3 separate regions of the Homo sapiens genome follow, and all the other regions are linked to region 2. A link is a contact called in ENCODE Hi-C or POLR2A ChIA-PET data. All regions are on one chromosome and are shown on one strand. Each heading gives the region's core, a stretch centred on a gene start or an enhancer-like site at or near the end of the contact. The rest is flanking DNA. Distances are from core to core; before and after follow the strand shown. Region 1 overlaps GAREM1 (GRB2 associated regulator of MAPK1 subtype 1). Region 2 overlaps GAREM1 (GRB2 associated regulator of MAPK1 subtype 1). Region 3 overlaps GAREM1 (GRB2 associated regulator of MAPK1 subtype 1).

What was found. Hi-C counts contacts between places; a loop is a spot of excess contacts on that map. ChIA-PET counts read pairs that join two places held with the same protein, here RNA polymerase II (POLR2A). Pooled maps may share reads with other maps.
Region 1: a loop to region 2 is called in a map of pancreas, with 2.4 times the contacts of the local background. The contact joins two enhancer-like sites. A Hi-C loop is called at or near these places in 13 of 168 maps with a recorded cell type or tissue (Calu3, HepG2, IMR-90 and 9 more) and 3 of 50 pooled maps. POLR2A ChIA-PET finds 5 or more read pairs at or near these places in 4 of 52 experiments (GM12878, HepG2, MCF 10A and 1 more).
Region 3: a loop to region 2 is called in a map of ascending aorta, with 5 times the contacts of the local background. The contact joins two enhancer-like sites. A Hi-C loop is called at or near these places in 8 of 168 maps with a recorded cell type or tissue (HepG2, MCF 10A, ascending aorta and 5 more) and 7 of 50 pooled maps. POLR2A ChIA-PET finds 5 or more read pairs at or near these places in 3 of 52 experiments (HEK293T, HepG2 and MCF 10A).

What each region holds. Positions count from the first base shown.
Region 1 is chr18:32,436,714-32,440,297 of GRCh38, forward strand. All of the region lies in intron 1 of GAREM1 (GRB2 associated regulator of MAPK1 subtype 1), which reads right to left. Among named protein-coding and RNA genes, the nearest start is that of GAREM1, 32 kb to the right of the region's middle. Within about 2 kb of position 1,643, at least 5 of the 41 ENCODE cell types and tissues checked have a DNase peak (open chromatin) inside an H3K27ac peak, as active enhancers do.
Region 2 is chr18:32,381,853-32,385,635 of GRCh38, forward strand. All of the region lies in intron 2 of GAREM1 (GRB2 associated regulator of MAPK1 subtype 1), which reads right to left. Among named protein-coding and RNA genes, the nearest start is that of GAREM1, 87 kb to the right of the region's middle. Within about 2 kb of position 1,424, at least 7 of the 41 ENCODE cell types and tissues checked have a DNase peak (open chromatin) inside an H3K27ac peak, as active enhancers do; they include ascending aorta and endothelial cell of umbilical vein, where a contact is called at or near this core.
Region 3 is chr18:32,348,080-32,352,169 of GRCh38, forward strand. All of the region lies in intron 2 of GAREM1 (GRB2 associated regulator of MAPK1 subtype 1), which reads right to left. Among named protein-coding and RNA genes, the nearest start is that of GAREM1, 120 kb to the right of the region's middle. Within about 2 kb of position 1,857, at least 25 of the 41 ENCODE cell types and tissues checked have a DNase peak (open chromatin) inside an H3K27ac peak, as active enhancers do; they include ascending aorta and endothelial cell of umbilical vein, where a contact is called at or near this core.

The DNA.
Region 1 (3,584 bases), core at 393-2,892, 55 kb after region 2:
AACCCATTATTCTGATTACGCAGTTTCAAACCTAAAATGGACAAAATCTCAAGTGTGAGAGATTTATTTATTCTGAGTATGTAACTGGGAGGTACTGAAAGGACAGAGATTTTGAAGACAGAGAAACAGTTTCAAATCCTAGACTCCTTTTTCAAATCCTAACCTCCTTACTTACTAGCTGGGGGACCTTAAGCAAGCCTTATTTTTTGAGTCAATAAATGTGAAGCCTACTTTAAAGGTCATCATGGAATTAAATGAGAAATTACACATATAAATCCCAATCCAGCACCTGCACAGAGAGAGCCTTTAACACAGGTAGAGAGAAAGTAACTCTATAATGTTCTTCATTTTACACCTGGATTTAGACCACTATAATGACATACAATCATTAAAATGATGAAAGTGACAAATGGGCAACTAGCAAGTATAACCAAGCAAAGCAATGTGTTATAATGAAAATAGCACCAGACAGAGCCAGGAGACGTGGGCTTTAGCTGTTATTTCACGTGTTACTCAGCAATGACCTCGAGAGGACTACAGTAGCTCCTGTGCTTGCTTTCTCCTGCTGTTCTCTTTGCCATAGGAAGGGGATGGGATGGCATCATCTCAGGGCTTCCTTCCAGCTACAGAATCCTGAGAGCTCAAGATACTACTCCGTGCTGGGTGCTTGAGAAAGACATGAGTGAGAAATGTTGTAAAAACTGTAACTGAAATTAGTTCTAAAGAAAAGGAAAAGGAAGAAGGCAACTGATACTCTGCACACATTTGAGGGGTTATCCCAAGATCTTCAGTGTCTAGAATTCCATGACCAGCAGAAACTGACTTTCTAGAGGGGTTAAAGGTAAAGAAGAAAATGAGCAGCAGGGACAATGAACAGCAAGGATGATGATTAAATCCTGAAACAGGGAGCCAAGCTGATTACCCCGAGAAAGTCAAGGTGGTTCCACCTCTGAATGCGGAGACAGATTTACCTACAGATGGCAAACCAGGGAACTTTCAAACACGAGAAAATGGGAGGAAAAAAAATGACACTTCAGTGGCAGTCTTTATTTTCTTATTAAAAGATCCCACATAGACAATAGCAAATATAAGTTTTAAAGAATGTTTCCTTTTTAAATTATTTAGAACTGTGCTGTTACTCAGTTTCTGTGCTCCTCACATTCTTAAACTAGGCAAACTGAGCTTACCTTTAAGCAGCATTTTTATGACTCTCATGATGTTCCATCTAAAAACAGTTGAACTGATCTCTTTAAAATGGTAAACTAATGTCCAAAAGTCCAAAATAACCCAACCCCAGCACCTCTAAAGTCTAAGATAAAAAACAACTGCTTGAACAAATTACTGCTTTCACCAAAAGTATGAGGAACTAAACATGTACCTTCCCCCATTTCTGTATTCTTTCTTTCTTACTTGGAAAGGAACAAACTTCAGCTGCCATTCCTACTCCAAGTAAAACAATAAGGAAGAGAGAAGGCCTACGATATACAACTAAATAAAAGACAAAAATAAACCGGATTTATCTGGCAGAGCGGGTCTGTTTGCTATGGTCTAAAGCTAGACTCCCATGCCAGCCACCAGCCCTGTGAATTGATGGCTTCCATCCGTGACCTTCCTTTCACAGGTCGTGCTAAGCCCTCACACTTTCCTCACCTTGGCCATCTGCCTGGCTTGCCTGGCTTCTGTGATGACAGCTAGCGCTCCTCCACATGGCCCCTTCTGCCCTAGAGGCAGCTGAACCCACTGTCAAACTGACTGTTCCCCTTGGGAGGCTGTGATCCACAGGAACTAACTGCTGCTGAGGACAGGGGTTAGCGACAATGACAGCCTTCCTTTCTTTCCAGACCTTGCAACAAAGGCGAGTCAAGAACAAGTGCATGTCAAATCCTCATCCTGATAATTACACTTAAATACGGAAGCAAGAAACTTGGGCTGATTTATAAGTTTATAATGGAACTTATCTTTTACTTCTATCTTTAGGAATTACCCAACTGCTGAATCTCAGTTTTCTTATCTATAAAATGAAATCTATAATAACATTACCTTCCGAGATTGCTTTCAAGATATAGGACTGCTAAGAAACATTTAAGGGAATTGTCACTGAAATAAGTAGTTAGCCCCTCAAGGTGACAAATTTGAAGGCACCGTGTCTCCTAAGCAAGAGCCCCAGGAATTGGAGGAAGATGGGAAGGGATGAGAACAGAAGTAGCACAGCTTTCATTCCTATCCCCCACACATCCTCCCATGAGTAACAGTGGCTCATTTCAGTAAGGACTCTGGTGGTAAGGTGCAGGTGGAGGGGGCGTGGTATATACTGATCCTCAATCTCACCCTCACTCCGTTGCTCTAATTGCGAACAGGTGTCACTGCCTTTATTGAGTCAATACTATTATTTGCAAGACCTGGAGCTTAAACAGCATAATTGCAGAGGATCCTCAAGACAAACACCAAGACCGAGGCTCTGAAGGCTTGCTGGGCACTGAAAGCCTGGTCAATAGAATTCTAAGGCCCACTTTCTTCACCTATCATTACAATTTCAGTTATTTAACATGAAGAATTATAGAGAAAAGAAAGAAGAGTTCTTTTTCAAAAGAACATGCATGGAAGGAAAAACCAGAATTAGGTGACAATAAAAGCCTTGGTTCTATTGCCAGGCTGACATCAGATAAGCACAGAATTGACTCAGATCAAGAACCCGAAGCAGGCACACTTTGTATAAGGAGAAACTTCCTGTGATTGCTTAAGTCAATTTACTTCCGATAAGGTGATGCTCCAGGGGGTTTGTTCAGTCCTATTAAACCTCTCCAACTCAAGAGAACATAGCAGATTGACAACCCTGCAGGTTGGACCTTATCCTGGGTCATTTCTAGACCAAAGATATTGAGAAAACACCTGAAATGCTTTGGTTGGAAAGTAACAGAGTGACCAAATGAGCTTTTTTTTTTTTTCTTTAAAAAGCACTTTTTTAAAAGTGGGGTTATTTCTGGTAAGAATACGAGAGGTCATTGATTGACATAGCTAAGTAAGGGCAATGTTGGGTACTGAGCCTTAGCATCCATCATTCCCAATCACCCCCTCTAAGTCTCAATCAGCCACCAACTTCCATTCTGACACACTCTCTTACAAAAACAGTCACACAAACAAATGACCTTTATTTACACTCAGTGACAGTTCTAGTGAATGAAGGTGAATGAAGGTGCCAGCACTGCCTCCCATTCCTCATCCCCCAGTCCCAAGAGTTAGCTCTAGAAATTGCATCTTGGCCTAGTCCCTTAGGACCAGCGGGGGCACTCTTGCACAGTTTCTGCACATCTGCTCCATTCTTCTCTCTCTGTTGGCTGGCCTCTTCTGTTCATACATTGTTCCCTAATTCCTGATGATTTCAGGCATTTATTTGATTGTTTATTAGCTTATTTAACATAAATAGCACTTACCAGTACATCAAGCAATGTTTTAAAGACTCCACAGATATTAACTCATTAAATCAAAAAGTCTTGACATGGAAACTATCATCCTTACTTTTTTTAGCTGAAGAAAGTGAGGTACAGAGAAATTAAATAACTTGCTTAAGATCACACGGCTTCTAC
Region 2 (3,783 bases), core at 174-2,673:
CTTCAGGAATGGTGCCTGGTACTTTATCTAGAACGCCCTTAACCTCGTTCACCTGAAGGCCTCCCACTCCTAGACAGCTGTCAGAACTACCTACTCAACAATTCCATGGCATTTTGCTTGCACCTGTTAGAGCACTCACAATCACCATTCCTGGTCAATGTCTCAGAGCTGTACCTGCCTGACTGGAGGGAATTAAGAGACCTGACTTGTTCTCCAGGTAGTTCTCAGGCATCTTTGATGTTTCTCCTTTAAAGAAGAATCCATTTCAGTTGGGTTAAAATTATTTATTGAGTCCTTAAACTATTCAAGGCTGTGTTAGATGCTGTATGAGATAGGACTGTCCTCAAGGAGCCTTTAGTGGTGGGAAGAGTGACAGCAAGACAAACAGTCATGGGTGCAAATTGTTACAGGGATTCTGAAGGGGAAGGATCTACCTGGTGAGAAAGATTAGGAAAAGCTTCTTGAAGAAGGTGGTAAAAATGAGGCCGGATTTCACTATTCTTCTTCTTGAGGAAGGTGGTGGTGGTTGGGGCAGGATTTCTCTATTGGGTGGTGGCTATGAGGTGTGAGCCCTCCAAGCAGTAGACACAGGCGGGAACAAGGCAGGGCAAAGCCTACCTGAGCAACAACCAACAACCTGGTGTGGCGAGTGCCTGCTGGGTTGTCTGCTGGAGGATGATGCTTGTAGTCAAAGGAACACCAGACCTCAAAAAGGCCCAGCGTTAGACCAGAGTTTATACTCACGTGGGAAACATCTCTGAAAACTCCTGGCTAGCTGGTAAAATAACAGAGCTGTACTTGAAAAAAATAATAATCTGACAGTAACATAGATGACTGATTGGAGGAGGAAAGGGAGGCACCTTGCTCTTTAGAGCAAGGGAGACACAGTCACTGTAGGCTGGAAAGGAGGAGCAGTTTTGATAGGAATTGTGTGGAAAGAGGATCAACAAGACTCGCTGCATAATTACTCTGTGGGTCAGGAGGAAAGGACCCTAGGTGGACAGAGAACTGGGACTCCCACACGAGGGGACCAGTTTTATTAAAGGAAAAGAGTTGGGACTATAAAATGTTATGAAGGTCTATAAGAAAAAATGTAATTGCCACTGAGAAACGTATGGAATGTAGAAGGCATGAATGGAAAAACGGAATCTTTCTCATGTCTATGTGTCTACTGCATTTGGTTTACCTACAATGATTTTTAACATCTAAAAAATAAAAGCTCTGTGTTTATTTTGCTTGTCTCACACTCACGCATTGGCTTGACTCACTATTAGGGACAAACCCTACGGTGTTCTGTAAACCAGTTCTAACATGTTGGAGGCCCTGTGTAATGTATACCTCACCAAAAATCAACACAGACACGTCTGAATCATCTACCCTCTTGCTCCAGATATCAGAAAAGTTCACATGGTACACATAGTTTTGTTGTTTTCCTGTTGCAGTACACTCAACAACTACAGAAATGGGTCAGGGTTAACAGAAAGCCAGCACAAGACTTCCCTGGATAGTGACTCACAAAGGCAAGTGATTCCAAGCCTAAGAAATGGAGCAGAGTGACTTCAATTCAGGAAGTTTTGCTAGCACTGCAATCAGTTTTGGAACCCATGAAGTCTGTTTTCCACAAATAGAAAAAGCTCAAAGAAATTCCTAAAAAAGAACCTTTTAAAAGGTCACACTACTTCTTAGAGGTACAAATCCAATATGGAAATCAAATTATGAAGTGAGACAAGCACTTTCCCACCCATGCTATAAACACTCCATTAACAGTGTGGTCACAGGCAGCTTGTTTAAACTTTCCACCTGATGTTAATCATATTATCTCATAGGTTAAATTATATTTGAACTGGCGTTAGCCCTTTCAAGTAACCAACTTTCCACTGAGTACCTAAATGTAAGTATAAAGAAATGGAAAACAGTAGCCTAGGAGTTTTGAACCCCATCCCTGTTTTGTGCTACAATTTTTGTGGGTTTTTTTTTAATACTATACTTTCTGTTTGTAGATTCAGTAAATAATTTGCAAGGATTCTGAGTAAACAGGCTGAAATGTGAAAATAGCAATCAAAGGACTCTAAAATTTTTAGAGCTTTACTAGCATTTATAGAGCAATCTAGAAAAGCCACATAGTATGACACCAAATAATTCTGCAATGTATTTGCTCATATTCTCCCTTTCCATATCTCTCATAAAGCTCTTATTTTAAGAAAATAATTTTTTTAAAAGTTCCTTTATTTCCAAGTTTTACATACACCTATCCAAACTTTACCCCCCTTTAATAATTAAATCACTACCATCAACTGGGTCAGTCGCTAGAAACCAGCCACAGCTGGGAGCAATCAGGTTTCCATAAGAAGCCATGAGCTGGAAGCTTCTACCACATGGTGAAAACAACATCATTTCTTCCTGAATTCACCCTTCACTGTGTTGTTGCCACAAACATTTAACACTGGAACAAAACGACCCAGTGAAAGATGAACTTTCACCCCTAGAAAAATTAATTAAGACTGTAAATAGGATTCAAGGATGGAGGCAGAGTGGTTTTGATAAAAATGCCATATAAGAGTTCAACTATACAATTTATTTTGCCACTGGTGGTTGTGCTGAGTCAATTTTTTCCTTTTTATTACAATAATTCCCAAACACATGGAAAATTCGGGTAATGAACACCCATATACCTTTTACCTAGATTTAACAACTTAGTTTGCCAGAGTCATCTATTTTTTATGTCCACTTTTGCTCGAGCATTTTATAATCACATTTCACCCTTAAATAATTCAGTATGTCTCCCTAAAAAGTGAGGATATTTTCCCTCATACTATAATACATTGATTACAAATAACAAACTCACAATAATTCCCTAATCATCTCATCATGAAATCCATTCATATTCAAATTTCCTTGAGTTATTATTAAGCAATGTGAAGTAGGACTAGAAAGCTATACTGAAGATTGGTGACAATCTTCAATCCATTCTTGTAGCAAAGACACTTAGATAATCTCTTCATCTTTGTTTTGAGTTAAAATATGAGTGTGAATACCAATGTGTGAAAGATACATTTACCCTCTATCTGACCACAAAAACTATGTTACAGCAGCTATGAAATTTAAGTAATGGAGAGAGGAAGAGAATAACATTTTTGACTCTTGAGGAAAAAAATGGTAGAGACAATTTCCTAGACAGCAGACTAATATACTACTTAATTACTTTCTCTCTTTTTCCTTTTCTGAATCATTTCCCTTAGTCTAGAAAGATTTCTCAGATTCCATTATACTTAAAAATATGAAATACTGGAGAGCTGATTTCACTCCTATGTCCTCTTTCTTGGCTTCCCTTTTTTTTTTTAAATAAAATTTTTATATTTACTTTGCTCCCCCCAAATCAAATGTCACTGGTTTCCCTTTAGTACAAAATATCTTGGCAAAAATAGTTGATCCTTCCTTGCTGTCTACCTTTCACTCATTTTTAACTCTCTTTTGTAATCTAATTTTCCTCAGTTTCCTTACTTGAAACTGCCCTGTTGAACATCACCCATTTCCTTCTTCAACACTTAAAAGACTCTTTCCCCAGGCCTCCTGCCTCTGATCTGATCACCCCCCTAGGCCCAGCAGCTGTCCCCTCTGAGGCTCCAGGGGCTCCCCTGGAATCTCTTCCCAGAAATTTACTGAGCAAGGGGAATGTCACCTGTATGCAGATGACTTGTAAATCTGAAAAAGTCAAGTCTTATATATCTACTTAATTTTTTCCTAGAGTCAGAATACAAGTAGGGAGCTACTGTGAAAGGAAGA
Region 3 (4,090 bases), core at 607-3,106, 33 kb before region 2:
CTTCTATAAAAAGCCGCAAGGGAATGCTCTAAAAATTATCAAAAGGATACATTTGCCATAGAGCAATGCTAGGAGGATTAAACATAAAATTCACAATGATTTGAGTTTATGAATTGGAATTCAGCAAGTCATTACGCCACTCAATGAGAACAAAGGACAGAGGACCAGGGTTTTGCCTATGATTAACAATACTTAGTGTTTTGGCTGGCACCCATCTCAAGTTCTATTATTTTGAGTGAATCAAAACTTGGTGATTAAAAGAAAACTGTAGCTCACATTATTATTATAAGAGAAATGAAAAGTAGGCAATATTCAACATCAGCCTAGAAAGTCAAACAAAGCCCACTTTAAAATTAAGTCAAGGCTGGGCGTGGTGGCTCACACCTGTAATCCCAGCACTTTGGGAGGCTGAAGTGGGCAGATCACTTGAGGCCAGGAGTTCGAGACCAGCCTGGCCAACATGGTGAAACGCCATCTCTACTAAAAATACGAAAATTAGCTGGGCGTGGTGGTGCGTGCTTGTAATTCCAGCTACTGAGGAGGCTGAGGCAGGAGAATCGTTTGAACCTGGGAGGCAGACGTTTCAGTGAGCAAGATCGTGCCACTGCACTCCAGCCTGAGTGACTGAGTGAATGAGACTCCATCTCTAAATAAATAAATAAATCAAGAAAATTCCCCCTTTCTTTCCTTGTAAAGATGTAATTTGCCAACTCAAGTTGAGAGGATATTAAAAAATCAAATATGTTTATAATATAAATAATTATGTACTGATATTTTGTTTCTTAGGTTAATTAGGTCATCAATGTGCAACTACTATAATAAATCCATATAAACACATCCATATTTGTTGGGCATTTACAAAGAATTCTGAGGACTAATATATTTCACAGAATTTATCTTATTTAGTCCAATTTTCTGAACATGTAGTTAAAACTATCCAGAATCATTCAGTTATCCAAGACTTACCTGTAAAATTATAGTCAGACTATATGATTTTCAAGGATCATTTCAGAAATAAAATTCTGCACAGTATTGAATTACATGGGATAACTAGATCAAATGCAGCAGATATAAAATAGAACAGGTTTTATTTTAAACCTTTGTTCTACAAAAATCCATAAAATTGGGCTTCAACACATTTTAAATGTTAGAAGGACTGAACTCTTCATGGCCCTCTGAACTTCTGTATAAATGAGATGTCCATTAAATTTACCAGGACAAGGTATACACAAAGTTCAACTACTCCCTTCAATCATAGCCATCTCTCTAAATAAGTTTCAAAAACCGTCTGGATTTTCTAATATTTATGGCTTACAGGCTCAAATCATTTATTAAATAATTAGATACAATGATGTATATCATAGTGGTTTCCAATCAGCTAGCCAAGAATCAAGAAATAATACAAGGTATCAGAATTCATCTGATAAGTTCCATCTCCTACACAGAGGTATTACTTCCCCCAAAATAGGTAGATGTCATTGTTATTTGTGAAAAGGAAATTTAAAAAATCAATGAAACATCATAAATTATAAATATAGATATAAAATAAATACTTGCTAAATGAGAGAATACTATTAATAAAATTCCAATTTGTTAAACTAGCAAATCTGACTGGTTTCACCAACTGATAAACTTTTGGTCATTCTGTATTTAATCGACAAATACAAAATGTATCGTGTGGGCTTGTAAACTGTCAAGCTGTTAAAAATGGATCCCTGATTCTGAAAAGGTAGCACATGAAGGGCAAGTACTGAAAACAAGGCATGCTTTTTAAATCCAATCCTGAAACTTCAGTGAGCTCTAAAAGGACATTTGCTCGAGTCCAGGGAATGTGGAACACAGCATGAGAAATGTGAACATTCTTGGTAAACTGACATCATCATGACAACTCTGGCAGGGCTCCAAGTGTCTGAAGCAGAACGAAGTCTTGTTTATGAAGTGGGAGAAAGAAACTTGGGCTTTCTGATTTACACCTTGGCAGGAAGCAGAAATGGTTAAAAGAAAAGGAACACTTTTTATATACAGTAACTGGCAATTTTCAGTGAAGAAATGGGAAGAAGAGAAAAGAAAGCTATTTGAAAAGTTGAAAACTGCCCCCCTTTTTTTCCAGAATGAGTCATTCAGAGGCTCTCTCCTCTCTAAATATATATACACATGGAGACATGTTTTTAAAAGTCTATTTATGAAAGTAATATAACCACTTTATAGTTTGGAAAATAAGAAATAAATCACCTCTAACAGTTCAACCTTAATACAACTACTATTACAATGCACTGATTAGATTTTTTGTTGGTTTCTTAAAATTATTTAATGTATCCAACTGAAGGATTTTTGGCTAATATTAGTATACTCTTGCCTCAATTTCTTTAAAAATAGAGTCAGGGTCTCTCAACACATTAAATAGAGATCCAAAGGCATTTAAGTTAGGTAGAAGGAAGGATAAACATTTCTACTCAAACTTATGATATTTCTGACTATATATGTGATCTGATATTGCTTCAGACTAAAAACAAGACCCCTTCTCTCTAGGATATTTGAAAACAGCATTTCAATGCAATTTTAAAAACAGCTGTACATGCCAAGTAAACTCTTGAAGGTTACGAATCACTTTAAAATTCTTAAAGTGTGTCCATTATTTAGCAAACAATAAATTGTTTTCATTTCTACTGTAGAAACAAACAACCAAGTGATGGCCTTCTGGTTTCAAAGTATACATGAAACCCAACTGGTCAAGCTTTTACATTTCTGGTCCACCATTAAGTTTTATGGCATATCAGGAATGTAAAGCATGATGTTTAAACAAAATTTCAATTTATTAGACAAATTCCTACTTTTGATAAATACAGTATGTTTTTAAATGGTATGCCCATTTTTAATTAGGAAGAGTACAAATACTGGCAAAATGTTATGTAGAAAAAGTTGACTTGAATTTTTCTAGGAACTTACTATTTCTTAGTCCTTTGGTTGAACTTCTGGTCCTTCTGATTCCTCAATTTCTAATTTTGTATGGTGTACTGGTGTATTTCCTAACATCAACTCTAAAAAGTCTAAAGTAGCCAATGATGCTATTTTGATGGAATTAGGAAGTAATTTTCATTCAATTGCGTTAAAACTAGAAATGAACACCCAGGCACCAGATGAAACACATCTGAGTGCCTTAGTCACATATCCTTTTAAATCATAATTATATGTTCACTTTCTTGGCTCTCCAATGGTTTTAAAAGGTTATCTTTAGATTTATTACTCATTAATCTGACTCAAATTTATCAGCAGAGAAGGCCTATGTAAAACTATTGATGCAAGCAGGAGAAAAATAATTACAGTTCTTGGCCCTAACTTAATTCAGATATAAACAATATATTAATAAAGGTTCAGACATTTTCCATGAAAAGCTTTAAAGTGCACATTCAAGGGCCTGTGTGAACTGAATGGGTTTCACACAGTTCAGCTAAGTTCCTGAGGACACACTTCATGTAGTTAAGTTTAACCAAGAGAAGTATGTGGATAATTACTTCTAGGATGATGCTACACACACAGTGTCCTGATAACCTGGTTAATAAATATTCTAAAAAATATACAGAAAAATGGAAAAGTAAATATCTCTCAAGCAATACCCTCTCTCTTTTTTTTTTTTTTACTTACACAGACAGAACACATCACTAAAACAATTATGTGAAAAGCCATCTTTTACACAGCATGACTTGATACCAAGGTTTAGGCCTGACCGGCTACCCTACTTTCAAATTCTCAGCATATTCTTTGAAAAGAATTATTAGTTTCCATGCCATAGAGAAATGCCTGTGTAAAGTAATTTTTTCTTCAGCATAGGTACACAACTGTTGATAGATATAAGGAATTACATGAATCTGAAAGACATTTTTGGTACAAATGTCCCAATTTAAATGAAAGAATAATAAAAATTAAAATGATTACAAAGTACTTTTAGAGCCAAAAATTCTCAGTGTTAAAACAAACCAAACATCCTTTCTTTCTCTTCACCTCCAAACCCAAACAAAGGCATTCTGAGCCACTACAGGATACACCATTATCAGAAAACAGGCAGCCACCCATTTACAAACATATGGTATTC